Regions from separate parts of the Homo sapiens genome. Here regions 2, 3 and 4 are each linked to region 1. Evidence: chromatin contacts called from ENCODE Hi-C or POLR2A ChIA-PET data. All regions are on one chromosome and are shown on one strand. Each heading gives the region's core, a stretch centred on a gene start or an enhancer-like site at or near the end of the contact. The rest is flanking DNA. Distances are from core to core; before and after follow the strand shown.

The links. Hi-C counts contacts between places; a loop is a spot of excess contacts on that map. ChIA-PET counts read pairs that join two places held with the same protein, here RNA polymerase II (POLR2A). Pooled maps may share reads with other maps.
Region 2: a pooled map shows a loop between it and region 1 (16-fold over the local background). The contact joins the promoter of CREB3 here to the promoter of NUDT2 in region 1. A Hi-C loop is called at or near these places in 2 of 37 single-sample maps with no recorded cell type and 11 of 50 pooled maps. POLR2A ChIA-PET finds 5 or more read pairs at or near these places in 1 of 52 experiments (activated CD8-positive, alpha-beta memory T cell).
Region 3: a pooled map shows a loop between it and region 1 (15-fold over the local background). The contact joins the promoter of DNAJA1 here to the promoter of NUDT2 in region 1. A Hi-C loop is called at or near these places in 6 of 50 pooled maps.
Region 4: a pooled map shows a loop between it and region 1 (15-fold over the local background). The contact joins the promoter of BAG1 here to the promoter of NUDT2 in region 1. A Hi-C loop is called at or near these places in 8 of 50 pooled maps.

What each region holds. Positions count from the first base shown.
Region 1 is chr9:34,328,181-34,330,888 of GRCh38, reverse strand. NUDT2 (nudix hydrolase 2) reads right to left here and starts at 1,320. Exons shown (of 5, transcript NM_001161.5): 1 at 1,290-1,320. It overlaps KIF24 (kinesin family member 24), which reads left to right and starts at 1,621. Exons shown (of 13, transcript NM_194313.4): 1 at 1,621-1,783. RefSeq lists enhancers at 1,375-1,564, 1,100-1,607, 1,695-1,794, 1,895-1,954.
Region 2 is chr9:35,731,353-35,734,060 of GRCh38, reverse strand. It overlaps CREB3 (cAMP responsive element binding protein 3), which reads right to left and starts at 1,395. Exons shown (of 9, transcript NM_006368.5): 1 at 1,160-1,395; 2 at 918-1,065; 3 at 779-846; 4 at 576-665. The coding sequence starts at 1,288. It overlaps TLN1 (talin 1), which reads left to right and starts at 1,866. Exons shown (of 57, transcript NM_006289.4): 1 at 1,866-1,986. It overlaps MIR6853 (microRNA 6853), which reads right to left and starts at 1,139; the gene lies at 1,066-1,139. RefSeq lists enhancers at 1,270-1,359, 1,410-1,459, 2,260-2,309 and silencers at 1,590-1,749, 1,790-2,079.
Region 3 is chr9:33,023,815-33,026,522 of GRCh38, reverse strand. It overlaps DNAJA1 (DnaJ heat shock protein family (Hsp40) member A1), which reads right to left and starts at 1,250. Exons shown (of 9, transcript NM_001539.4): 1 at 1,140-1,250; 2 at 1-48. The coding sequence starts at 38. It also overlaps a transcript of APTX not described here. RefSeq lists enhancers at 600-669, 626-1,220, 1,198-1,492, 1,815-2,410 and silencers at 770-909, 1,190-1,339.
Region 4 is chr9:33,263,394-33,266,101 of GRCh38, reverse strand. It overlaps BAG1 (BAG cochaperone 1), which reads left to right and starts at 1,394. Exons shown (of 7, transcript NM_004323.6): 1 at 1,394-1,878. The coding sequence starts at 1,428. CHMP5 (charged multivesicular body protein 5) reads right to left here and starts at 1,053. Exons shown (of 8, transcript NM_016410.6): 1 at 955-1,053; 2 at 1-92. The coding sequence starts at 1,023. RefSeq lists enhancers at 846-1,085, 1,616-2,205, 2,336-2,385 and a silencer at 1,266-1,585.

The DNA of each region.
Region 1 (2,708 bases), core at 71-2,570:
CCCGGGTTCGTGCCATTCTCCTGCCTCAGCCTCCCGAGTAGCTGGGACCACAGGCGCCCGCCACCACGCCCGGCTAATTTTTTGTGTTTTTAGTAGAGACGGGGTTTCACCGTGTCAGCCAGGATGGTCTCGATCTCCTGACCTCGTGATCCGCCCGCCTCGGCCTCCCAAAGGGCTAGGATTACAGGCGTGAGCCACCGCGCCCGGCCGCTACCATTTTTTAAGAAGTTACTACTCGCCAGGCGTTGTGTCAAGTGCTTTACCTTCATTATTTCACTTAATCTTCACAACAACCCGCTGAGGCATTACTGCCATTTTTCAGAAGAGTAGAAAGGGAACTATAGCTCAGAGATGTCTGGGTAAGTGACTCAAATGTAGGTCTGCCTGACTCCTAACATCAATGATCTTAACCTTAACTCTATAATAGCGTTTTACATTTGACAATTTGATTGCATTCAGTTTTTTTTTGTTTTGTTTTGTTTTTGAGACGGAGTCTCGCTCTGTCGCCCAGGCTGGAGTGCAGTGGCGCGACCTCCGCTCACTGCAAGCTCCGCCTCCTGGGTTCATGCCATTCTCCTGCCTCAGCCTCCCGAGTAGCAGGGACTATACGTGCCCGCCACGACGCCTGGCTAACTTTTGTATTTTGTTTAGTAGAGACGGGGTTTCACCGTGTTAGCCAGGATGGTCTCGATCTCCTGACCTCGTGATCCGCCCGCCTTGGCCTCCCAAAATGCTGGGATTACAGGCGTGAGCCACCGCACCCGGCCTGCATTGTTTACGCTGTCCCTTTTTTGTTTGTTTGTTTAAGGCGGTGGGGCTCTTGTTCGACTTTCTTTACTTCTGCTATAACTGCCACGATATTATCCATTCAATAACTGAAGCAATTAGAAAACATAAAATCTCTTTTGGAAAGCAGGCGGGGTTTAATGGGTAGCAACAAGTGAAACTGAGGCCCAGGGAGGGGAAGGTTCGGCGCCTGGGCCTCTGGGCCCTAAACCTGGACCTCTCCCGCCTCTGGGATTTGGACGACCCACCCTATCCCCACTCCGACGGGGACAAGCAAGGCTCAGAGTCAGGGAACCTCCCTTCTCCCGGTGCAGACAGGAAAACTGAGGTCCTGAGAGCGGATGGGACCTGGCCTGCCCACACCTCACTGCCAACTTAGAGGAGGGCGCATCCCTCTCGGGCCCTGCAGCGACCAGAGGTTTGCCAGAGGCAGATTCCCATCGCTCCAAGGCTCATTTCCTCCACTGAGAACTAAAATCAAGTGGGCCCTTAAGGGTACTCACCCGAAGCAGAAGGAGGTAGGAGGCGGACCTTGGACGGAAACTGAAGTACACCGGCCAATCAGAAGAGCCTGGTTACGCTTGGGCCCATCAATAGAATTCGGCAGAAGGATCTTCGACCCGCCTCAAAGGTGCGCGTCTCACACTGAAACGTCGCGAGATCTTCCCTCAAGCGGAACGATTGGCTGAAGGTCGGAAATTGAGAGTTACGCCCACGGTTTCTTCAGACCTCTGATTGGTCTTCCAGAGGAGAAGTCAACGAACGTCAACCGATTCCTTGGATGCCCATTGGTGGGCGGTGCGGGACTGGCGACGCGCGGGCCACAGCGCGGGCGTTCGAACTGGCGCTTGGCGGCGTTGCCATGGAGATGCGGCCTGGCCGCCGCCGGTGGCTCCCGGGTTGACGGGACTGTTAGGTTGCGGGCTTTGGGGCTCACTCCCGACGGCATTGTCTTCTCCTCTTCTCAGACAGGGCAGACCGAGGAGTTTGGACCGAGGTGAGAAAGGGCGGGGAGAATAGAGGAGGGGTAGGTCTGGTCCGGAACCGTGGCGCCTGCCCGCGGACACGGGTGCGCGTGACGTCGGCTGAGCGCGGGAGGAAACTGGCAGTTGTGAGGGAACCGAGAGTTGGCCCCTCTTGGCTCTTCCTAAAGTTCACCTACTTTCCTATCTTTCATCCCCATATCTCTGCCTTTTCTTCAGCAATTATCTTGAACGCCACTTCTCTCACTTTGGGAGACTAAACTCTTGAGTCCCAAAGCCTTCTTGCTTTTGAACCGATAAGCCTGACCGGCACCTCTTTTAGGGCATTTCTATTCGCCCTTGGGTTGTTTACTTCCGGGAAGCCCGTTCGCTTCCCTTTTCCCATAAAATTTTGAAGCCTTTGAGGTAAGGCAAGCATCGTTCACAATGTCTTGCACATAGTAGATTTTCAGGAAATATTTGTTGAGTTGAATTTAATTTACAAGAAATAGATTGGATTCCTCTTCATGCCCTGCCTTGTTGTCTCTCTGCTTCAGAGACGATTTTTTATTTCGAGGCTAGGGGGAGGCCACCCTAATCTTCAATGCAAAAGGACCTAAAAGTCCACACACAGTCCACAGCTGGCCTTTCTACTCTTTGTGAAAGGCTAAACTTTTTTGGATTGGTTGCTGCAACTCTTCCTGCATCTGTGGCTTTTAGCCTTGGTCTCCCAATAATTTTATTAGACTCCTTTTAGTCTTTGCTTAAAATAAACCATTCTGTTGCTGTATGCCAAGATAATTTATCTCCCTTTAGCTTCTTAGTGACCGGCAGCTATTGTCACATTTTAAGTGTGCTTTGGAAAATGTTTTAAAGCATCTTCTTTGTACTTGTATTCTACAAGTAGAGAGGCTTTGTAGTCTCTCTATTGAAGTGCATATAACAGCTGCTCAGGTGAAC
Region 2 (2,708 bases), core at 146-2,645, 1.4 Mb before region 1:
TCAAGGCTGCAGTGAGCCATGATCACATCAGTGCACTCCAGCCTGGGCAACAGAGCAAGACCTTGTCAAAAAATATATATATATTCCTGTAACCTTTCTATTAATGAGCACTGATTTCATCATAGTACCCCAGTACTCTGCTTGTGAAGTTGCCACTCATTGCTTAAAACTGAAAACTAAGGATTTTACATTTATTCATGTACTGCTTAGTCCAACCCTGTTGAACTCTCTAAACAGTTCTACCATTCAGCAAGAGGTGGATTACTATGAAGCCAACGAAGTGTCAAGGCCCTTCACTTACACAGTCCTTTCCAAGGCCCAATACTAATGTTGCACTGATAATTTTGAGTTATTTTTTTAACAGAACACCAAAATTTGTATAAGCCCAACAAAAACGAGGATCTGCCCTTGCATCTGGCATATTGTGTACCTGCCTCAACTTCCTATTAGCAATAAATCTACTAAGTTTCTCACCTCAATCCTTTTTTAAAGTTATTGATATAAAGTTAACAGAATTTGCCTACTTGGGACTTTTAATCCCTTTTCAGCCTTTGTTCAACCAATGAGAGTCTTACCTTAGTGAGAGGAAGTGTCTCAGGCAGAATAAGCCCCTCCTTCTCCAATAGACTCTTCTCCTCATCTGTCAGTACTAGCCTAGCAATCTCCTAGGGTAACAAGAAAGTGGACGGCAGTTGCATGGGGATGTCAGAGAGGAATGGGGAATCCTGCCCCCACCTGGGGAATGTGAGAGTAATCTCCTGAAAATCAAGTCAAGTACCTGCTCTGCCAGCTCCTCCATATGCTGTGGAGTCATCTGGGTCCCCTCTTTTCTACAGCTCTCACTCTCTGCAAAAGGGAAAGTATGAATAGCCAGGCCCATGAACCCTGTCCTCCCCGCAAACTTATTTCAGACTCACCTAGATCCATAGAGACAGTTTCCCGTGGGAGGGAGTAGGTGTGGTCATGGTGGACAAGGCAGGGGTTGGAGGAGCTGAGAATGTTCAACGACGCTGGGGGACTCAGCAGGGAGCACAGCAAATCATCTACTTCCCAGTCGCTCGGTACCTGCGCAGGGTTCCAATGAACAGGCCTTGACCTTATCACCATCACCTGACTTCATGGACATCCCACGCTTTCCCCAGTCAGAACCCCAACCTACCTCAGAAAGCGGCAGCGCCCAGTCCAGTGGGGCCCTCACGGCCTCATCGGGTGCCGTCCCCAAATCTCCACTTTCCTCTAGCAGGAAGGCCAGCAGGTCTTGGTCACCAGCATCCAATTCCAGCTCCATTTGGGACAACTACGGAAAGGGTGGGCCACCGGGCCCCAACGTCCGAAGCCCAGACACGAGCCCCAGGCCAGCTGTAGGCCTCGGGCACCTATCCACTGTCCCTCTACGGCCGGGATTCCCCGCCGGCGGCTTTCCATAGCCCTCTCCGGACCCGCCTCCCAGGCTCAATTCTCCTCAGCCTCCAACGCAGCGAAAGTGACGCACCCCACCCCGTGGCACTGTGGGACTTGGAGTTCCCTCCAACTGAGAAGAGGCTTGGGTGCAGCGCCACGTCCCAGGGGCTATGCAAATGTAGGGGACGGCCCTGCTGCCGCCTCGCACCCCGAGGGCGGGGGTTCCGGGGCTCCGGCTCCGCCTTCTACCCCAAGCTAGAAAAAGGAAGAGTTCTAGCCTGAAAGGGAACTCGGGCGTCGTCCTGGCGTCCTCTCCGGATTGCGCCGCACCCTCGCTTCCTGCCAGGGAGGGGCTGCCGGGCTTTGGCGGCTCCCGAGCATCGAGAACGGGGCCAGAGCAGCTTCCTGCCTGCCCCCCGCGACCATAGAGCGCGGGCCCAGGGCGCCGCCCGCGGGTGGGGGACGTTCCCAGGACGGAAGTGGCCGAGAGAGTGTCGAAGGGAGGGCGAGGCCGGAGCCCGAGGGCGACCCGAGAAGCGGCGGGGCGGCGGGCCGGCGGGCGGGGCGCAGAGCCAGGCAGCGCAGGTAGGCCAGACCGGGCCGGGCGGGGGCCTTAGGGTGGGGCCGCGGGGCCTGGCCCCGGGGCGGGCGGGCCCTGCCTCTCTTGCGTGTCCGGTTCGGGTCCTATTAGTTGGAGAGGTCAGCGTCCAGCGCATCTCGGCTTGAGCTCGGCGTGAAGTAGGCCGTCTTGGGGAAGACAGGCCTTTCCTGGGAGCAGTCCTATGTCTGGGATAGGCTTTGGGGAGCGTGAGGAGTCGGGTGGCAGCGGGGCGCAGGGCGGGGACGGGCTTTGGTGTTAGCTGATAGCGGGCATGTGGGTAGGAAAGCTTTGGGTGAGTTGGGGATTAGGTGGGGTCCGTTTAGGAATCAAGGGTCGCTATAGGAGTTAAAAGCTGGGGTTAAAACTTAAGAGTTAGTGTGAGTCAGGTCCGTTTTAGATAGGTAAGGTTTAGATTACGGTCATTATCTTGTTTGCTGGGATGGCCATCATACGTCATAATTTGAGTTCAGGGTCAGGTTAAGGGTCAACAAACAACAGGAATCAGGTTAGAGCTTGTTTGAGGGATTAAAGAATGTTGGCATGGTCGGTGTTAAGGATAAACAGTGAAAGCGTGAGTTAGGAATCAAATTATAAATGAACTTTAGGCTTAGGGGTCAACATTTAGGGTTAACATCAGGGGATTTGGTGCTAAAGGCAAAACTTAGATCAGTTTCAGGGATCAGGGATTGGATATGAGTCTGTGCTA
Region 3 (2,708 bases), core at 1-2,500, 1.3 Mb after region 1:
ACCCCCAAAACATCGTAGTAAGTTGTTTCTTTCACCATCTTCTACTGCCTGAAATAAGAAAATGCAACTTTAACCGGCTTTCAACTGGTAGCTTTTAATAAAAAAGAGAGCTAAGGCCGAGCAATCTCTTTGCAAAATCCGATTATAAGAACACCACCTTCCCTAAATTTCACCAAAAAGGTAACAATTCCTGCGATAATTCAGCTATAAACTCGAACAGACAAAACAAATAATCATTATCGGGAAATAATCTGAGAGCCGCCTTCTAGCAGCTGGTTCCAATTTTCCTACACCAAAGCTTCCATACTAATATAACACAACTATTATCTGGATTCTTCCCGTTTGCCCTAGAGGCGGTGACAGTTGTAACCAAAAGAAGCACTGATATGTTCAGTCTACCGGTCATTACACTATCACTGTCTTTGGCAAATCTGATAAACTCCATATACTCTCCAGAAAAAGACGTCTGGGCACACAGTGGTGGGGGGGAGTGGTTTATAGAACAGGTTACTGGCTCCACACAGCAAGCCCTCCACCGCCCACGGCTTACAGCTTCTCCAGCCGAATCCCTCTCGCCCCTCAGGCTGGCAGAGTTTACCTGCCAGGTTTCCCCTTGCACTTGGCGCTGACCGATTTCCTTCCTTTCTCCCTCCCACCCTGGACCCAAGTGGCGGTGGGGAAAGCCCAGCCCTCAACAAACAAAGGGAGGGGAAACAGAGAAAGCGAAACCAAAAGCCGCAGTCTCCGCCCGGCTCCCCCCGCAGCCCCTCGCCCCTGCCTCCCTGTGCGCGTGCGCAGGGTCGCCAACCCCACTCCCCCCCCCCACCCCGAGCGAGCACGGACGGGGAGGGGGGCCGCGGGGGCGCGCACGGAGGGGCAGCCGAAGACAGTAGCTCCTTGGAGATCCCAGGCTGGGGAAGGAGGGAGGTCTAGGAAAGGTCTCGGGCCCATTCACTGTGCGTGCCGGGGATGGGTTGCCAGGGCACCACACCAGCCCTCCAAAAGGGAAATCGTGGGCCCAGGAACTGACAGCGGTCCTACCCACGCGGCCAACTGCCTCCCGACCGCGGCTCCATCGGTTTCCCGGCGCCAATGGCGCCAGCCAGGGGACTAGGGGCAGCGCGAGGGCTCAAACTCACCGGTGCGGGCTGAGGCCGGTGTGTGAGGGAGCGGGAAGGAGCGCCGAGCTGTGCGCAGCCGGGGTAGTTACCGCTCCTCCGCCTCTCACCGAGCGTTCTGGAAAGTTCCGCCCGGCGCGCCGCAGCCGTCCTCTTTTGTAGCCGAACCCGGGCGCGTCACCCGCCGGAAGTCCCGCCCTTCTCGGCCGCTGCCACCGCCCCGCCGTTACCTGGGCAACGGCGCGGGGGCGCACGGGTCGGGAGGAGCTGCGCCGAAAGGCCTTGTGGGTGTTGGTGCTAGCGCGGCTTCCCGGCGCTCGTGGAATCTTCTGGAGCCCTTTTCTCCACTCAGCGAGCCTGAGAGTGCGGAAGTCTCCGGCTGGTGGGGCATGGCCCAGGAGCACTGCAAGTCCTAGGGTTCCCAAACCTGTGGGGTGGCCGCCTGGGCCCGCGAGGGCGGGAAGGGCTCGAGTACAGTGACCCAGCGGGAGCTGTGTGTGAACGGGAAAGCTCTTGGAACAGTCTTGCCCCCCCCCCCCCCCCTCTTACGGGCGCCTCTTCTCTTTTTGGGAACGTGGCGAGCAAAAAATGCTTGAGCCAGGTGGGTCTAGTCCCCAGACCAATAGCATAGGCCTTGGGTCTTGCTGTTTTTCACGCGTGGTCCAAGGCGGCATAATTAATCAAATTGTGAAGTTGTTAAGGCTTTTTGTGCAAGTCCAGGCCCCTAGACACATGTTATCTGCCCTGGACCTCGCTGATTCGTGCAGATTGAGCTCAGTGTGTCTGGGACTGAGCTAAACAGTGAGACGTTTGGACCGTCTTTGATGTACAGAGGGCCGTGGACTCCTCTGGTCAGGTTTTCACCCAGTTTGGCTACAGAGTAGCCGCAAGAGTGTCTGACTAAAACAATTTGTTTAATTATTTGACCTCACTTTTAAATCCTACGGGTCAGGGAACCTGGATGTACAATCTGCAACGTAAGACCTCGGACTTGAAAATGGTACCACGGGGGCTTAATGGGAATTGGGGTCCGCTTCTTTATCCAGGGACACAGCAGGTATGTCAGTATCTAGCACCAAGAAAGATGGAGTTTGCCACGCTCGGTGGCTCACGTGTGTAATCCCAGCACTTTGGGACGCCAGCGTGGGCTGATTGCGTGAGCTCAGAAGTTTGATACCAGCCCAAGCAACATGGTGAAACCCCGTCTCGATTTAAAACAAAAACAGAACTGGAGATGCAGAGTTGAAAAGCCCCAGTTAGACTTTAGTGAGAAGCCAAACAAGTCAACAGACTGCCAGAGAAACCATGAGGTAGAAGTCAGTAGGGGAGAGCCTCCTATATTAACCTGATAGATCAGAGAGAATTTCTTTGGGAAAGTGGCAATTGAGCTGAGTTTTGAAAATGGGAGGAGAGCAGTGGACAAAGCACAGGGGAAGGCTATACTAAGGTGTGGAAGAATATGATGTTTTTAGGAAATTGCAACTAATTGGATATAGCCATAGCTAAGGGAGCTAGAATAGCCGGAGGTGAGGCTTCAAAGCTAGTTAGGGCATGCCTTTGTCTGTTGGTATATATGCTACGCTAAGAATT
Region 4 (2,708 bases), core at 145-2,644, 1.1 Mb after region 1:
TCTCTCATCTTCTTGATCTGATCCTTATACTTCACTAGCTCAGCATCCAATCGAGAAATCTTCTTGTCAATGGATTCTGCTCTACTGTCCACCTTAGGGGAAAATATCAAATGCACTGGTAGTTACTGCAATACACTTATTCCAGAAGGGGCAGGTAGAGAGGAAGGAATACAGAGGAAGAAAAGAGGAGCTTAAGGGGAAGGGTGAAAAACAGTGGTTCACAAAGAAGGGTATTCCCAACCAGAAACCCTGGGCTTTATAAATTATTCTCTTACCCCCCGCCACACTGCCCCGATTCTGATATACCAGGTAGCCTTCAAGTGGGTTGGGGCAGAAAATAATTTGAGAATCACTGAGTTGAGTTGGAATTTCCCTAGAATCAGAGACTAGCCAGGCTGAGAGTTCCTCCAAGAGGCACATGAAATGGGCCAGTGCCAAGTGAAACCAGCTGATTGTAGATCTAATGCCATTCCCTAAATCGGGGATGGTGGCTTAATCTGAGGGGCTAGGGTTCTGAGTTTTGTGTTACTGAGATCCAGGACGAAGGCACAGATATGTTGACCTAGGATATCAAGCTGAGTCCTGATGTGGACTGGGGATGACAGATGGAAGAAGGGTAAGGGATCAGGCAGGATGAGGTGGGAAGGGTGTATGGGCCTAGGGCTGGGTGAGGTGAGAGGATCAAGGCGAGAGCGAGTGGACGGGCAATGGGCATCAAAACGGGTTGGGTGCTGGCAGGGCAAGGCAGTGATGGGGTTAGGGGTTCCCTGGTTTGTGGCGTTAGGAATGACTTGGGTAACAGGGATGAAGGGGAGAAGGTGAGATAGAGAGGGACGACGTGTAAGGGGCCCAGGACCCGAAATGAAGTGGAAGAATATGGGCCCGGGGCTGGGGGTGGGCGGGGTCGGGTGTGTCAGAGGTCCTGAGCCTACTTATGCATGATCAAATGCCCACCGTGCCAATGCAGTCAGTCAGGCTGGGCGGCGGAGCCTTGGGTTTCGCTTTCCCGAAGAGTCGGTTCATCTTGAGCAGCCGCGAAGAAACCCAAACACTAGAGCAAAACCAGAAACGGAAGCAGAGTCACTCCCGCCTCGACTTCCGGCCCCTCCGTGCGCAAGCGCAATATGCCTCCTGGCGTTTCCCGATTCTTTTTCCGGATTTTCAGCCGGGTCTTCCGGGGATGGAGAGCAAAAGGACTTGGTGCTCTCGGAGAGAGCCTGCAGGGGGCGGGGTGTTGGTAGAAGGAGTGGGAGGGGTTTTACTGTAGCAAGGCGGGGCCTCAGTTGAGTGGGTGGGGCCTGGAGGCAACTAACGCGGCATAGGGCGAGGGCGGGGCCGGCAGGCCGGGGCGGGGCTGGGAAGTAGTCGGGCGGGGTTGTGAGACGCCGCGCTCAGCTTCCATCGCTGGGCGGTCAACAAGTGCGGGCCTGGCTCAGCGCGGGGGGGCGCGGAGACCGCGAGGCGACCGGGAGCGGCTGGGTTCCCGGCTGCGCGCCCTTCGGCCAGGCCGGGAGCCGCGCCAGTCGGAGCCCCCGGCCCAGCGTGGTCCGCCTCCCTCTGGGCGTCCACCTGCCCGGAGTACTGCCAGCGGGCATGACCGACCCACCAGGGGCGCCGCCGCCGGCGCTCGCAGGCCGCGGATGAAGAAGAAAACCCGGCGCCGCTCGACCCGGAGCGAGGAGTTGACCCGGAGCGAGGAGTTGACCCTGAGTGAGGAAGCGACCTGGAGTGAAGAGGCGACCCAGAGTGAGGAGGCGACCCAGGGCGAAGAGATGAATCGGAGCCAGGAGGTGACCCGGGACGAGGAGTCGACCCGGAGCGAGGAGGTGACCAGGGAGGAAATGGCGGCAGCTGGGCTCACCGTGACTGTCACCCACAGTGAGTGTCGGGCGCCAGGTGGGCTCCATGCAGGTCCCGAAAGCCCGGCGGGGTCTGTGGGTTTAGTCACGTGTCCTCCAGAAGCGTGTGACCTTGCGCTTGTCCTGGCGTCCGGAAGCGTGGGTTATTGGTTGTGTCCGTGGAACTGTCTTTTGTCCCGGGCTTGTGTCTGTACACTTTTCCATGTGGCCGGTGTATTTTGTCTCTGGTCATTTGTGCGATCCTGGGTGTTTGAGCTTCTCCGTGCTTTACGTCGTGGGCCTGGTTGTGTTTGTGTGCCCGCGCAGTTATTGTGCCCTTTGTGTCAGGCATATATTGGGCCATGTGGTCTACGACTGCTCCGTGTGTGATAAGTCAGAACTTCGTGCATGCCGGGGTGCTCCTCGTGTGCTGAGTGCCTTCTCCGTGTGCGCCGCTTGAGTTGGCCGTGGGTCCAAGCGTTGTACTCTGGGCACCCTTTGGGTCTGCCTACTGTTGGAGTTGACACACCACCAAATGAAGTCAGTACACCGGAGAGCTGAGTCCATGAGGTTTCTCTAGAACCAGCTAGGGGAGGCCCAAGGGTCTGGGAATCTGGAGACCTGGATTCTAGATCCTGCGGTTTTGAGTGACCTTGGGATGGACGGCTTCTTCTAAGAATCCGGTTTCTCCTCTGTGAAGTAGATTTGGTAACCCTGGCTCCTGCTGACCTCACGGAGCTGTTGGGGGAACCAAACCTTGGTGTAATGTACTGTACACAGGCTCCCTCCTTGCTGTCCGCATCCCTGGAAAAGAATTGGCGTCTCTTCTTCAGAAAGAAAGGCTCTGCTGTTCGTATGCATTTGTCTGTT